2 separate regions of the Mus musculus genome follow, and region 2 is linked to region 1. Evidence: chromatin loops called from intact Hi-C (ENCODE). Cell type or tissue: left cerebral cortex. All regions are shown on one strand. Each heading gives the region's core, and the rest is flanking DNA. Links, peaks and the distances in the headings are about the cores only.

Region 1 (8,007 bases), core at 1,414-6,413:
GTATGTGTGCTTATATGTGTGTATATGTGTATGTGGGTATGTGTGTATATATGTTTGTATGTATGTATATATGTGTATGTGTGTATATATGTGTCTGTGTGTGTAGTATATGTATGTATGTGTGTATATGTATGTATGCTTATGTATGTGTGTATGTGTATGTATTTGTGTATATGTGTGTCTGTGTGGTATGTATGTGTGTGTATATGTGTGTATGTTTATGTATGTATATGTATGTGTGGTATGTGTGTGTGCAAGTGTGATACACACATGTCTACAGTGTGCTCACCCATGCCTGCACTTCTGAAGGTCAGAAATCAAGTATCTGCCTCCATTGCTCTTCCTCTTGGTTACTTTTAATTTTAAAAAATATTTCATACAATATATTTTGATCATGGTTTTCTCTCCCCCAACTTCTCCCCAGGTCCTCTGCACCTCCCAGCCCACCCAACTTTATGGCCTTATTCACTCTTAAAAAAGAAAACAGCTCGGGGGTGGGGGCTGGGAAGAGAAGAAGAAAGGAAAACTGTAGTCAGGATGTAATAATAAACATACATACATACATACATACATACATACATACATACATACATAGGCGATATCCACAGCCACACAGTGGCAGGCAGACACCACTATGATGGATGGGCCAGGATGTGGAGGGGAGATGGGAGAGAAAGAAGAACAAGATGGTGTGTGCACTAGGAAGACTATGACAAGAAGAGGACCTGGAAAAGGAGGGTAGTGCGGAACAGCTTGATGTGAGTAGCCTGCTCTGCCACCTGAGGCTGCTGAGAGCTATGTCTGAGTTCCTGGCTCTCCAGAGGTAGGGGTCCGTGATGGCCATGACCCACGTTATCTATCACCAAAGGAAACAACAGGAAAGCTTAAAGCTTTTCTGCTCTGTGAGTTCTATGAAGAGTTGGTACTTGGAGTGGTAACCACTGGGAGGACAGGGAAAGGTGTTTATCTAATGGTGAGAATAAGGGGGAAGGCCAGGACCTGGGCATTCCGTTTACTCTGCACCAGCCATGTAACTAAGTGCCTTATTTAGTATTGTGCAGAGTCTGCCTGGGTCTGGATCTCTACAAGCACATAACCTAGGATCTGTCCCAGCTGCAGCGCAAGGAAACCATAGGTAGTCCCAGCACGACTCTGTCCCCAGCATCTTAAGAATGGCCAACCCTCCAACCCAGGAAGTTTAAGATTTCCAGGCTCCCACTCCCCATGAGCCCAGGGTCCCTTTGGGAACAGTGGCTTTGATTCCCTTGGAAGTTTTCGGGAGCTCCATGCTTGATGGATATTCCTCTTGATGTACAGCTATTCCTCCATCTCATAGGCTACCCGAGGGAGTTAAATTCCCATTACGAAAACAAAGCCCGCTGAACTGAAAGAGATGCTGAGAGCGAGGGCCCACAAGAGCCTTGTCTCATTCCCAAAGGGGTGCCGGGCCCATTAAAGCTTTACACAGCTGGCTGCTCACCTGGTCTTCATTTTCTACTTCACTCAGTGAACTAAACAGTGTCCTGAAGAGAAGGGCCCTGCAGAACCGACTGATAAAATTGAACATTTTCCCCTCAGTCCCCTTTGAAGCAAAACCTCTAGGCTGCCTCAAAGAAGGAGGCAGCTTCTTGTCTTTCCTTTTTTTTAGAATGGGAATACAATCTAGGACAGATCAGACGCAGGGCTTTAAAAAAACTTGGCATCTCATTCATTTCTGCTTATAGCAACCAAGGGGCTTCTCCACTGAGTCTCTCTTGTATCAGAGCCACTTCCCGGACGGGGGTGCGAGGGAGACACAGATTTAAAAAGGAAGTGGGGTGAGCAGCAAGGGACCCTTCTTAATTTCAATTCACTCTAATGAATACAGGCTGTGAAGGAGCAACTCACCTCAGGGGCTGCAAAATAGGGTAGAGCCAGCCTTTGTTCTCATGTGAGACTCCGACTTCAGTGCACAAGCACAGGCCAGCACTGCCACGAGTGTTGGGGTGTAGTACGTACCTAGCAAGAGCTGGATTTTAAGAATTGATAAACAGCAGTAGTGCTGGGTTATCCGAAGCTCAGGCTGTCACATGGGGTCTCTTTGTTGTTTGGTATTTGTTTCTTACTTCCTTTTCTTTCTCTATTCTTTTATGACCAAGCCCTTCCCCTCCCCCACTGGAGTGACCAAGCTTGAACAACCCCCGAACCCCACTCCCAAGAACCTGGCAAGGGCTCCCCAATTCTGACTCTAGAGAAAGATATCATTGGTCTCGCTTTTTCAGTGGATGCTTTTGCAAAAGGTGCAGCCTGGTTTCTAGAACTGGGCTCTGGAAAACAGCCAGGAGCAAATCACCCAGCTCCTATTGTCATGGAGCTCATAAAAGCAGGGACCCTACAAAGAGCTTCAAATGGGGACTAGGCCTAGTAGCATAGAGTGCATGGGACCCTGGGTTCAATCCCCAACATGGCAAAATAGAATAATAATGCTGAATGCATCGTGTGGAGTAGGGTGAGCAGAACTGGTTTGTCTTACCATCCCTGAGACCTTAGGCCATTGGAGTAATTGTGACTCAGTCTGCTGGTGTATAAAATAAGGACAGTGAGCCCAACTTCCAGGCTTGTTGTGAGGTAGAAACGAGATGCGCAGAAGGACTCTGTGTGAGTCAGCGTTCACTGCTGGCTGAGTGGGATCTTAACCCTGCACATTTTAGCATCTGGTGGCAAGAATGACTACACTGTGTGCCTTTCCTGTTTTCAAATTGTTTCACATACATCTCTCTCATTCCACGCGCAGTATCATAACCCTCTTGAGGACACAACAGCCCAGCATATCCTAAGGATTCAGTAAAGAGCTGGGTTTAGGTTGCAGGAGAATGTGGAATTTTTCTGCAAAGACACTGAAGTTTCCATCTGGGGCAAGAGCAATGAGAGTCTGAGAATTTCCAGGGCTGAAATGCCAAATGTGCATGTTTGCTCAGCAGACAGGGCAGAGGAAAAGATAAAGTGCACTCCAATCGGGCTGTGATGGGCTCCCGTGACAGATCGCCTGTGGAGCAGAGAAGAACACAGCTGAATAAACCAGGGGCTGGGGAGAAATGAATGCAGCAGGAGGATGCTCGGGAGGGCGAGAGAGTGGAGCATTGTGAAGCTGGAACTGAGATCTCATGGCTGCCCAGGTGAGACAGGGCCAGCTCTTCCTGTGGGGCAGTGCTCTGGAAATGCCAGGATGTGGTTGCATTAGGACCACATGGAAAACAACCAAACGGCAAACCACCAACACAATGAGTAGGGAAGCTTATGATTAATAAATGTGTGTTTGAGCCCAAGGATGCTGCTTCTCCCCACCTCCCCGACATCCCTACTCCCTAAAGCTGCCACGGGGCTGTAGCCGCAGGAGAGAAACCTGCTGTGACCAGAAAATGGTTCTTCTACCTAGTTTCTACCTTTCTGTTCCTTCTTTCAGTGTGTGTGTGTGTATGTATGTATGTTTGTGAGTGTATACATGGATGTACAAGTGCATTGCACAGCACAGGTATGAAGGTCAGAGGACAACTTGCAGGAGTCGGGTTTTTCCTTCCACCACGTGGGACCTAGGAATCACACTCAGGTCATTAGGTTTGCCAATGAGTACCTTTCCTGATGAACCAACCATCTCACCAGCCCAGGAAATGGCTCTTTTCTGAGTGATCTTCGCAGGATCTGTCAGCTAGAGACAGCTGATACCTGTCTTCCAGGCATGGGTGAGGCTCTCTGAAAAAGAAAGTTATTATGTAAACAGGCTTGGTAGTGAGTATCTGTCAGTTCAGCCCTTAGGAGCCTGGGGCAGGAAGATCTCCAAGTCAGCCTTCGAAGTGTGGTCGTTCATCCCTCTAATCCTAGCACTTTGGAGGTAGGGGAAGGACTACAGAAAGGAAAGAGAGAGAGATAAACAGACACACAGACAGACAGAGATCTACTGTGTACTATGAAAGGGAAAGTACTGAGGCCAGCTCCATTCATTTTACCAGCAAGGAAAACTGAAGCACAGAGAAACGACTTGACCGAGGTCATGCAGGTGAGGAAGGGGCTAGAAATGACAGCTCAGCCTCTCTCAAACCCTAGTTCTTAGCTCAGTCTTGAGGCAAATCTATCAACAGTGAGGCCATCTCTGTTACAAGAGATTATTTTCTTCCATCAACCCAAAACGACTTAAGTAAGCATGATGCTGTCCTCTTCCCGCCCAGTGGCATGGTTAGTTTCCGTTTCTCCTCTCTAATTCTAAACGTGTCTTCCAAGACTGGCAAAACCTTAGCCGAGAGACAACACCCTCCCTTCACAGAAGCCTCTGTGGAGATTAGCTCTCGGCACCATCATCACTGGGCTACTAGCTTGATCAACAGTATCATTTTGTCGCCCACTACAGTGAAGGCTGAGCAGTAGCGCTCTCTCTGGCTGCTACGCTGGCCCCAGGACTGAATGCTTAGAGCAGGCCAGCTGCTCTGCCCCTGTCAGACACCACAGTCTCCTACAAGCTGCCAAGAACCAGGCACAGGAAGAAAATAAGCAAGTTGGCACTGGCCTGGGGCTGAGTCATAAAGACTTGGAGGGAATCTGAAGGAAGGTGGTTGGCTCACTAGCTTTGGGAGCTAACAGCTGAAGGAACATCACTTCCTGCACTTCCTGCTGACAGAGCGCCAATGGGCCAGGTGATCTTCCGGACCTGGGGGTGAGCCTCAAACTGGCATTTTATTGCTGATTTTAAAAAACTGCCCTTCCTGGCCACTCCACTGCTTTCTATCTTTTGTTTTTAAATTGCGTGCTCTGTGGCACGGGTGATTTTTAACACTGTGAGGAGCACTCTCTAAAGTGCTCAGTAGGGAGCTGGGTTTGCCTCTTCACAGGATGTAGGTGAGGCAAACCAGGTGGGGATAATCCGGCTGCCTCCCTGGTTCCCTCTCAATGCCACTCTGGCCGGCTGACCACCAGTGTGAATCAGAAACTAGTAAGCCGCGGGGTGTGTGTGTGTGTGTGTGTGTGTGTGTGTGTGTGTGTGTGTGTGGATGGCTCAGCGGTTAAGAGCACTGACTGCTCTTCCAGAGGTCCTGAGTTCCATTCCCAGCGACCACATGGTGGCTCACAACCATCAGTGATGGGATCTGATACACTCTTCTGGTGTGTCTGAAGACAACTACAGTGTACTCATAGACATAAAATAAATAAATCTTGAGAGAGAGAGAGAGAGAGAGAGAGAGAGAGAGAGAGAGAGAGAGAGAAAGAAAGAAAGAAAGAAAGAAAGAAAGAAAGAAAGAAAGAAAGAAAGAAAGAAAGAAAGAAAGAAAGAAATTTGTAAGTCAGGGAGTAGGTAGCCAGAGTCCTTGGGAAATACCTCAGTTTTGCTACTGCTGTGGCCAGCCAAGTAGAGCCTGTTAGCATTCCGTCTAAGCTCCACCCCACAGTTACCTGGCAACAGCCAGGTGTGCCTGTGCCTGACTCCCCTCCTCTCTTGTTCTTGACTTCTTGCTCCTGCTCTGTCCTCTTGTCCCTTCCCACTCTCTCTCCACGTGCTGGCCTCTACTTCTCTATTCCTCCTCCTCCTCCTCCTCCTCCTCCTCCTCCTCCTCCTCCTCCTCTTTCTCTCTCTCTCTCTCTCTCTGCCTCTACTACCCCCTTAACCGCCTTCCCTATACCCTGAATAAACTCTATACTATACCCTCATGTGTCTGGTCCCTCAGGGGGAAGGGATGCCTCAGCAAGGGCCCGCCAAGGCACCCCCTTCCCCCCATACCTCACCACACATCCATAGAACATATCCCTCTCTTTATCTTTTTATAAATATGTCAAAGTCAGCTTAAGAATGGTAGAAAAGATGAAGCACCCGAAAATGTTATGTCCTTCATGAAGATTTAGAGAACATATGATCCTTAGTTAGGAGGGTAAAAGTAAGGAAAAATCTAGAATGCCAAAGGCTAAAGGCCACTCAGCAGTTACTAGTGCAGTCAGCATCCATGAGGACAGTCACAGACTACAGGATGCTCCAAAAGGAGCCATGATTTAACCATAAAATATCTCCCACATGCTCACGTGTTTAACCACTTGTACCCCAATGAGTGGCTCTGTTTGGGAAGGTTGTAGAACCTTGTGGAAGGGAAGCCTCCCGGGAGGAAGTGGGCCACTAGGGGTGGGCCTTGTAAGTTTTAGGACCTAGTCGCACTTCCTGTCTACTCTCTGCTTCCTGTTTTACCAAGATATGAGGGGAAGGGGAAGGATCCCAGCTGTGTGTGCTTCCCACCCTGGGACGGCTGGGCCATACCTTCCTCTCCCGGAGAGACTGTGCTCTCACACTCTGGGTTAAAATAGACCCTCTATTTTTAATTTGCTGCCGTTGGATGTTTTGTCACAAGACAAGTTAACTGATACAGAGAGGATGTCCAACTTTTTTTTTTAAATGAGGCCAGCGTTATTTTGATTCCAAAGCCAGACAAGGGTATCACAAGATAAATTACAGGTCAATATCCTTTTGGGATATACATGCAGAAATCCTCAACAGAGCAGCTACCGAATCAAATTCAATAACACATTAAAAGGATTACTCACCATGACCAAGTGAAGCTGAATGCAAGGGTGCTTCAACATTAATAAACAAATCACTGTGATAAATAACATATTAGCAGAGGGAAACTAAGGGTCCCATTACCATCACAAAAGATGGAGGAAATAATTAGACAAAAGTCAGCCTCTTTTCATGAGAAAAGCTCAACAAATTATACATGGATGGAACGTGCCTCAACCCAGAAAGGCTAAGGATGGTAAATCCACAGCTGTGTGTATATATATATATATATATATATATATATATATATATATATATATCACATCACATCACTCAGAGAAGGAAATTCTCTGTGTAGGTGTCCTGGGACTAACTCTGTAGAGCAGGCTGGCCTCGAACTCAAGATCTGTCTTCCTCTGACTCATGAGTGTTGGGATTAAATGTGTGTGCCACACGTCCTACATGGTGAACCTTTTTTAACAGCAGTGAGAACTGAAGACGATGTCACATGTGCTAGGCAAGCACTCCATCTCTAAGCTGTAGTCTCATGTGTTTTGCTTTAAGACAGGCCTCATTGATTTCCCAGGTTAGCTTGGAACTTGCTCTGTAGATGAGGCTGACCTTGAATTTGCAATCTTTCTGCCTCAGCCTCTTAGGGATCTGAGACCACATACCAGCCCTATCTTCCCTGGTAAAAATGTAAAGGTCTTTCCTCTAAGAAGCCAGGTGCTCGCCTGTTTCTGTTCAGTGCAGCACTGGAAGTACTCTGGAAAGAGATAAAGACATTCAAATAGGCAAACCAGTTCAGTGACTCTGTCATCTAGCAAAAACCTTAAATTCCACCAGAAGAAAATGTTAACACTAAGGACTAAGAGATACAGATCCCAGTATATAAAAACCGGTAGCATTGCTATACGTTAACCTCATTAATGGTAATGTTAGTGAATATGATTAATACAGTTCACTGATTAAGAGGGCTATGTGAAAGTGTAGGGGAAGCAGCCCAACTTGTTGCACAACTCTCAGAAGATATGGATCCCCAGAGACCCTTGAGAGTGCCAGGGGAGCATGGTGGCCCAACTGCAATTCCAGCCTCAGAGAAAGAGGCTGCCTAGTGAGCAAGCTGGCTAATAACTCTAGTATTCTAATTTCATTTCTTGCTGTGATAAAGTTTCTTTAACAAGGACTGAAGAGATGGCTCAGTGGCTAAGAGTATTGTCTAGTCTTCCAGAGGACCTGAGTTCAATTCCCAGCACTCACGTGGCAGCTTAAAACTGTCTGTAATTCCAGCTCCAGAGGTTCGAACACCCTCACACAGACATACATGCCGGCAAAATACCAATGCACATAAAATAAAAATAAATAAATTTTTAAAAAATCTATCAAAAAGCAACTTGAGTAAGGAAGGGTTTATTTGCCTTAGAATTCCTGGTTAGAGTCTACCACTGTAGAGCAGCCAAGCTGATTACATCATATCCACAGTTTCAAGAATGGAGAGA
Region 2 (5,000 bases), core at 1-5,000, 980 kb before region 1:
CAAGTCAATGAATGATTTGCCTGGATTGTGGCAGCTTTCTCCTCTCTCTGTTTCCTGCTAGCAAGCTTGGCCAGTGTTAGACTTAATTGTCCTTTCCTACTAAAGTTCTCACACCCAGCGAAGCTAAGTCTAGAGATACCCACTAAGGAGATAACTACAGTTAAATGAAGTCATAAGGGTGGGGCCCTCTCCAGTGTGACTAATGCTCTTATAAGAAGTAGAGTCGATACCATAAGGGTGTGTACACAGAAGGAAGACCATATGGCCATGTGAGGAGACAAGGAAGATAAAGCAACCTACAGTCTAAGGAGAGAGTAGCTGTACTCCCTGTCACCTTTTTGAATTTGGAAGTAAAGCCACAGAACTGTGAAAAATAAATTTCTATCGTTTAAATTACTTAGTACTTGGTTATTTTGTTATAGTGGCATTAGCAGATTAATATACACACTTAATAGATTATTTCAAAAGCAGATTTGATCATGTTGCTATCCTGCTTATACTTTATGGTATAGAAGACTGCCTCTACTCCTAGTTCCTGCCCTTCTTTTTGTTCAATATTCTGACCTTACTAAATTACACAATTACACATTCATTCTGAATCTTTACAAATGGTCTTCCTTTTGCTGGACTATTTTTCCTCATCAGACCACTTACTTCCTTGACAACATCCATTTAAACTACAGTTAACTTTTATACATTTATTCACAAAGGTTTTGTGTGTGTGTGTGTGTGTGTGTGATTCCTCAAACTGCTGGGTACCATTCCTAAGTTCTTCTGGATTCCCACAGTCTCAGGCTGTGAACTCTTGGAAGAAGGTGGCTATGGTCTCATTTATCTTTCTATTTAAGTCTCGTATCTACCCATATATTGATTAAAACATGGTATTCAAAATTGATTTTTAGATGAATTAATAAAGATTAAACACTACTCTCAAGGATACAAAATAAAATTTGACAAATCATTGTATTGACACAGGTGGGAAGAAAAGTCAGGGAGAAGATTCTAGTTGAGCCCACCTTGTCTTATGATTGGATGGAGTCACACATACTTTGTAAACTAAGAACAATATAGTCATTACTATCATTGTAATCACAACAACATTTTTTTGTTAACTGTGCCTACTTATACCATAGGTCTGAAGTCTGCTGTAGATCACGAATTGTAAAACATTTAGTTTGATGCATCACAGCCACTGTATAAGGAATAATTATTCTTTTTGCTGCCTCAAAAATGGGAGAAATGATGACTTGGAGAAATTACTTGCCTGGATATTACCTGCTCGGGCTAAAAATTAAACTTAGCTAATAGTCTGCTTGCTCAGTCTTCTATCTGGTCTGGTCTGGCTATGGCTATATGAATATTTTAGCCTACAAACCTTGAGAAGAAACAACTTGTAATAGTTCCGAGCTGAGGTCTACATCTCTACTGTCTCCTCTCTGTTGAGATGACTTCTGAAGCTTCAGCATGACACAGCAGAGTATTGATCAGTCTGGGCCTCTGAGCGACTAAAGAGGAGCAGAACACCTGCTGGTCTATAGTTAAGACGTTGAGTGAGAAAATCTTGAAGCTTTAGAGAAACTAGGATTTGGGGTTGTTGTCACTTCTGCAAGTTCAAATCTATCTTAACTATACAGCACCTCCACCTTGCCTTCCATGGAGCAGCTTGGGGTCCCTGGCAGCAAAGGGGAGACTGCTATGGTTTAGAAATTTCCCCTAAAAGTTTATGTGGCAGAAACTTAATCTCCTGATTCATGTTTTTGGAGGTGAGGCCTTGGGAAGTAATTAGGACTAGATGAAGTTATGAGGGTGGGGGCCTCAAGATATAAAAAGAGAAACCCAAGGTTACATGCTTCTATGGCCTTGTCATGTGATACAACACAGTAAGAACTCCCCCTATGGGCTGGAGAGATGGCTCAGTGGATAAGAGCACTGGCTGCTCTTCCAGAGGTCCTGAGTTCAATTCCCAGCAGCCACATGGTGGCTTACAACCATCTGTAATGGGATCTGGTGCCCTCTTCTGGTGTATCTGAAGATGACAGTATACCCACCTACATAAAATAAATAAATAAATCTTAAAAACAAAACAAAAACACTCCATATTAGATGTAGCCCCTTATCTTGGACTTCTCAGTTTCCAAAGCTTTAAGAAATAAATCCTTTTATCTATAGGCCTTAGATATTCTATTGCAGTAATACAAAATAATGTAAGAAATTTAGAACTTTTTGCTAGATAGTCTCTATCAATATAGAACATCATATCCAATTGTAAACCAGATTTTATTGGGTTACTAAGTATATAGTGAGGATGGTTCATTTCCTTGAAGGCTTTAAATACTTAAATTACAGAGACGAGAAGAATGAACCTGTAATCAACAAAAATATCTACAAATACATGCCGCAATTATTTGAATGCATTGTGGAGGTGGTAGTCATTGAATAGCATTAATCAGTGATGAACAGTGTAGACCTTGAGTTGTCATTTCCACATCTTGAGAGGTTTATCAACCTTTGCACTAAGAGCATTTGGGGCTGGATATGTCTCTATGATTTGGGTTATCTTGTGCACTGTAGATGTTTCAGATGCTGTTGGCACTCTTGGGTTCTGTTTCTTAGTCACCATTCCATTCTCGTGCAAAACCCAAAATATCTCCAGACATTACTTTCAGCTTCCTGGGGGTAAAAATCACCCTACTTCACCAGTCTGCTGAGTGAAACTGTGATGATGGTTTCTAGTTTGTATTCCTACTGGAAGCTAGACAAGTTTCATTTTCTAAAAATGGTAAGTGCTTTCCTAACAGGCTTTAAAAGCTTCAGGAATATCAAGCTACAAATGTCTCCTACAAATAAATCCCTGCAGAACACTATTGTGGATTTCATGTTGTTAGATAAAATCAGAGAGACTTTGTCTTCCCTTTGGATGGGCACCATCCTTGGGAGGTAGTTACACATCATCAGAGAAAGGATCTGAGGATAAACTTGAAGAAGGGGGAATAAAGCATCAAGACTCTTGCATGAAAAGGCAGCAGAGTCAAAGAGACAGAGGTGACAGCATGAAGGAAGAGGAATTTGAGGACAGTGGTGCTGAAGCTAACTAAGCTCAGGAAGAAAGCCTGTATGTTCTCCTGAGGAGGAAAGAGGGTTGAGAAAGGATTTCAAGATGTATGGGGTAAATAATGCAGAGCCTGGTGGGATGCATGCATGGAGGGATGCTGAGAACACAAGGCTCTGAGTGAGTGGATTAAGACAATCCTCAAGGTCTGGCATGAGTCTCATCTCACTGCCCTTCTCCTCACACTTGGGGCTCAGCTCTCTTGGCCATCTTCCCTGCTATTGGGATTCCCTGTGGTTCTTTCTCTCTTCCAAATGCTGATCCACCTGCATGGAGCAGGTATCCCTATCCTGCTCCAGTTAAAGTAACTGTCTCTGCCTAGTTAATTGTTACTCATGCTTCAGAACTCAGCCCAATCTGTTACTTCATCTGGGGTACTTCATGGCATCCTGCCCTTCATAGCACATTTCCTAACATATATTTGGATATTGTTTGGGGGATTGTTTTACTATTGACTATTTACCTCCAAAATTTACAATTCTAATGATGGTAGAAATCGTATCAGTTGTTATCATAGTCTCTGTGATGGTTTATATATGCTTGGCCCAAGGAGTGGCACTGTTAGGAGGTGTAGCCTTGGAGTAGGTGTGTCACTGTAGGCATTGGCTTTAAGACCCTCATCCTAGCTGCCTGGAAGTCAGTCTTCTGATAACTGCCTTTAGAATAAGAGGAACTCTCAGCTCCTCCAGCCCCATGTCTACCTCAATACTGCCACACTTCCTGCCTTGATGATAATGGACTGGACCTCTAAACCTGTAAGCCAGCCCCAATTAAATGTTGTCTTTATAAGAGTTGCCTTGTCATGGTGTCTGTTCAAAGCAGTAAACCCTAACTAAGACAGTCTCCAAAGGACTAATACTTTAGAGTTGAAATGTAATATGCAGTCAGTAGATATTTTGACTGGCTACATAAAGGTCTGGATTGTCCTACTTTGTAATTGTTTTTAGGTGAAATCAAGATTCAGAATAGTAGGGAAATGATAGGAGAAATGAAGAATTAAAAATTTACAAGAAAGCTTATCTTGTAATTTGTATCTTTGTTATTGAAAAGGACTTGTTCTTCTTGGCCAACTCTTAGGCCACTTAAAAAAAAAAAAAGCAATTCCTTGCTTGAATAATCAAAGTTATCTGAAGATGTGACAGTGATTAAGTTTTAGGAATGTTTGTGCCAACCCCCAGGGTTCGGTTGCATTTAGAGTTGAATGGGACAGTAATTCCTTGCTTGTAGGAGTTGAACGTTTGGAGGGCAGAAAGGAGTTTCTGCTTCCAGGGTTTTCCTTCAGACTTGAGTCAATGGTACAGGAAAAAAAAATCTCAGAACTCCTTAGACAGAGAATGCTGGGTGTCTTGAACATTTGGTCTTTGTCTTGAAAAACCGTGGATGGGACATGTTTAGGGTGAGCTATGGCATGATTAATCATTTCCCAGGAGTGGCTTGTGGGAAGAGTGGCTTTGGCACCACAACCCTGATGAATTTTAGTGGAGGTCTGGGCTCAGCAGCAGGTTGAAATCCCTGGTCACTGCATCCCCTGGCCATACATTTCCATGGCTTCCTCAGTTCATGTGTTCATTCAGAAGTTGGTTTGGAAAACACCCATCCTCTGTACAACAGATGGGAAAGATTTCAAGATTCTAAGGAAACAGTTGGTAGGACAGATACCAACCCTAATTGCTATAATTTCTTTACAGAGCACAGGCTGTCTTCTATGTTGGTGAAATTGTAGAAGAGACAGCATTTGTAGAATGAGGTGAATTTGCTCTTCTACCAATGTGAGCAAGTTTTATAGGCCCCCAAAAGTATGAGTTCAGTTTATGGATCTAACTTTAGAAATTGGAAAGACACCAGGAAATGAAGAGTATAGTATGCCTATGATTATCTCCTATCCCTTCCT

What was found. Hi-C counts contacts between places; a loop is a spot of excess contacts. Peaks named below come from ENCODE experiments on the same cell type or tissue, not always from the same donor. Only the 100,000 strongest peaks of a DNase experiment are listed, where the experiment ranks them.
Region 2: a loop joins it to region 1, with 2.2 times the contacts of the local background. A loop is called at or near these places in 2 of 42 quality-filtered maps.

Annotation. Positions count from the first base shown.
Region 1 is chr12:77,016,757-77,024,763 of GRCm38, reverse strand. Gm35041 (a long non-coding RNA gene) reads right to left here. Exons shown (of 3, transcript XR_381701.1): 2 at 3,611-3,729; 3 at 2,724-3,025. Among named protein-coding and RNA genes, the nearest start is that of Gm35189, 34 kb to the left of the region's middle. In left cerebral cortex, for the core only: a CTCF peak has its summit at 4,407; DNase peaks (open chromatin) are centred at 1,719, 2,667 and 4,510; H3K4me3 peaks cover 197 bases; H3K27ac peaks cover 264 bases.
Region 2 is chr12:77,995,799-78,000,798 of GRCm38, reverse strand. No RefSeq gene overlaps it. Among named protein-coding and RNA genes, the nearest start is that of Gm24070, 180 kb to the right of the region's middle. In left cerebral cortex, for the core only: a CTCF peak has its summit at 2,032 (motif pointing left); DNase peaks (open chromatin) are centred at 187, 2,659 and 4,717.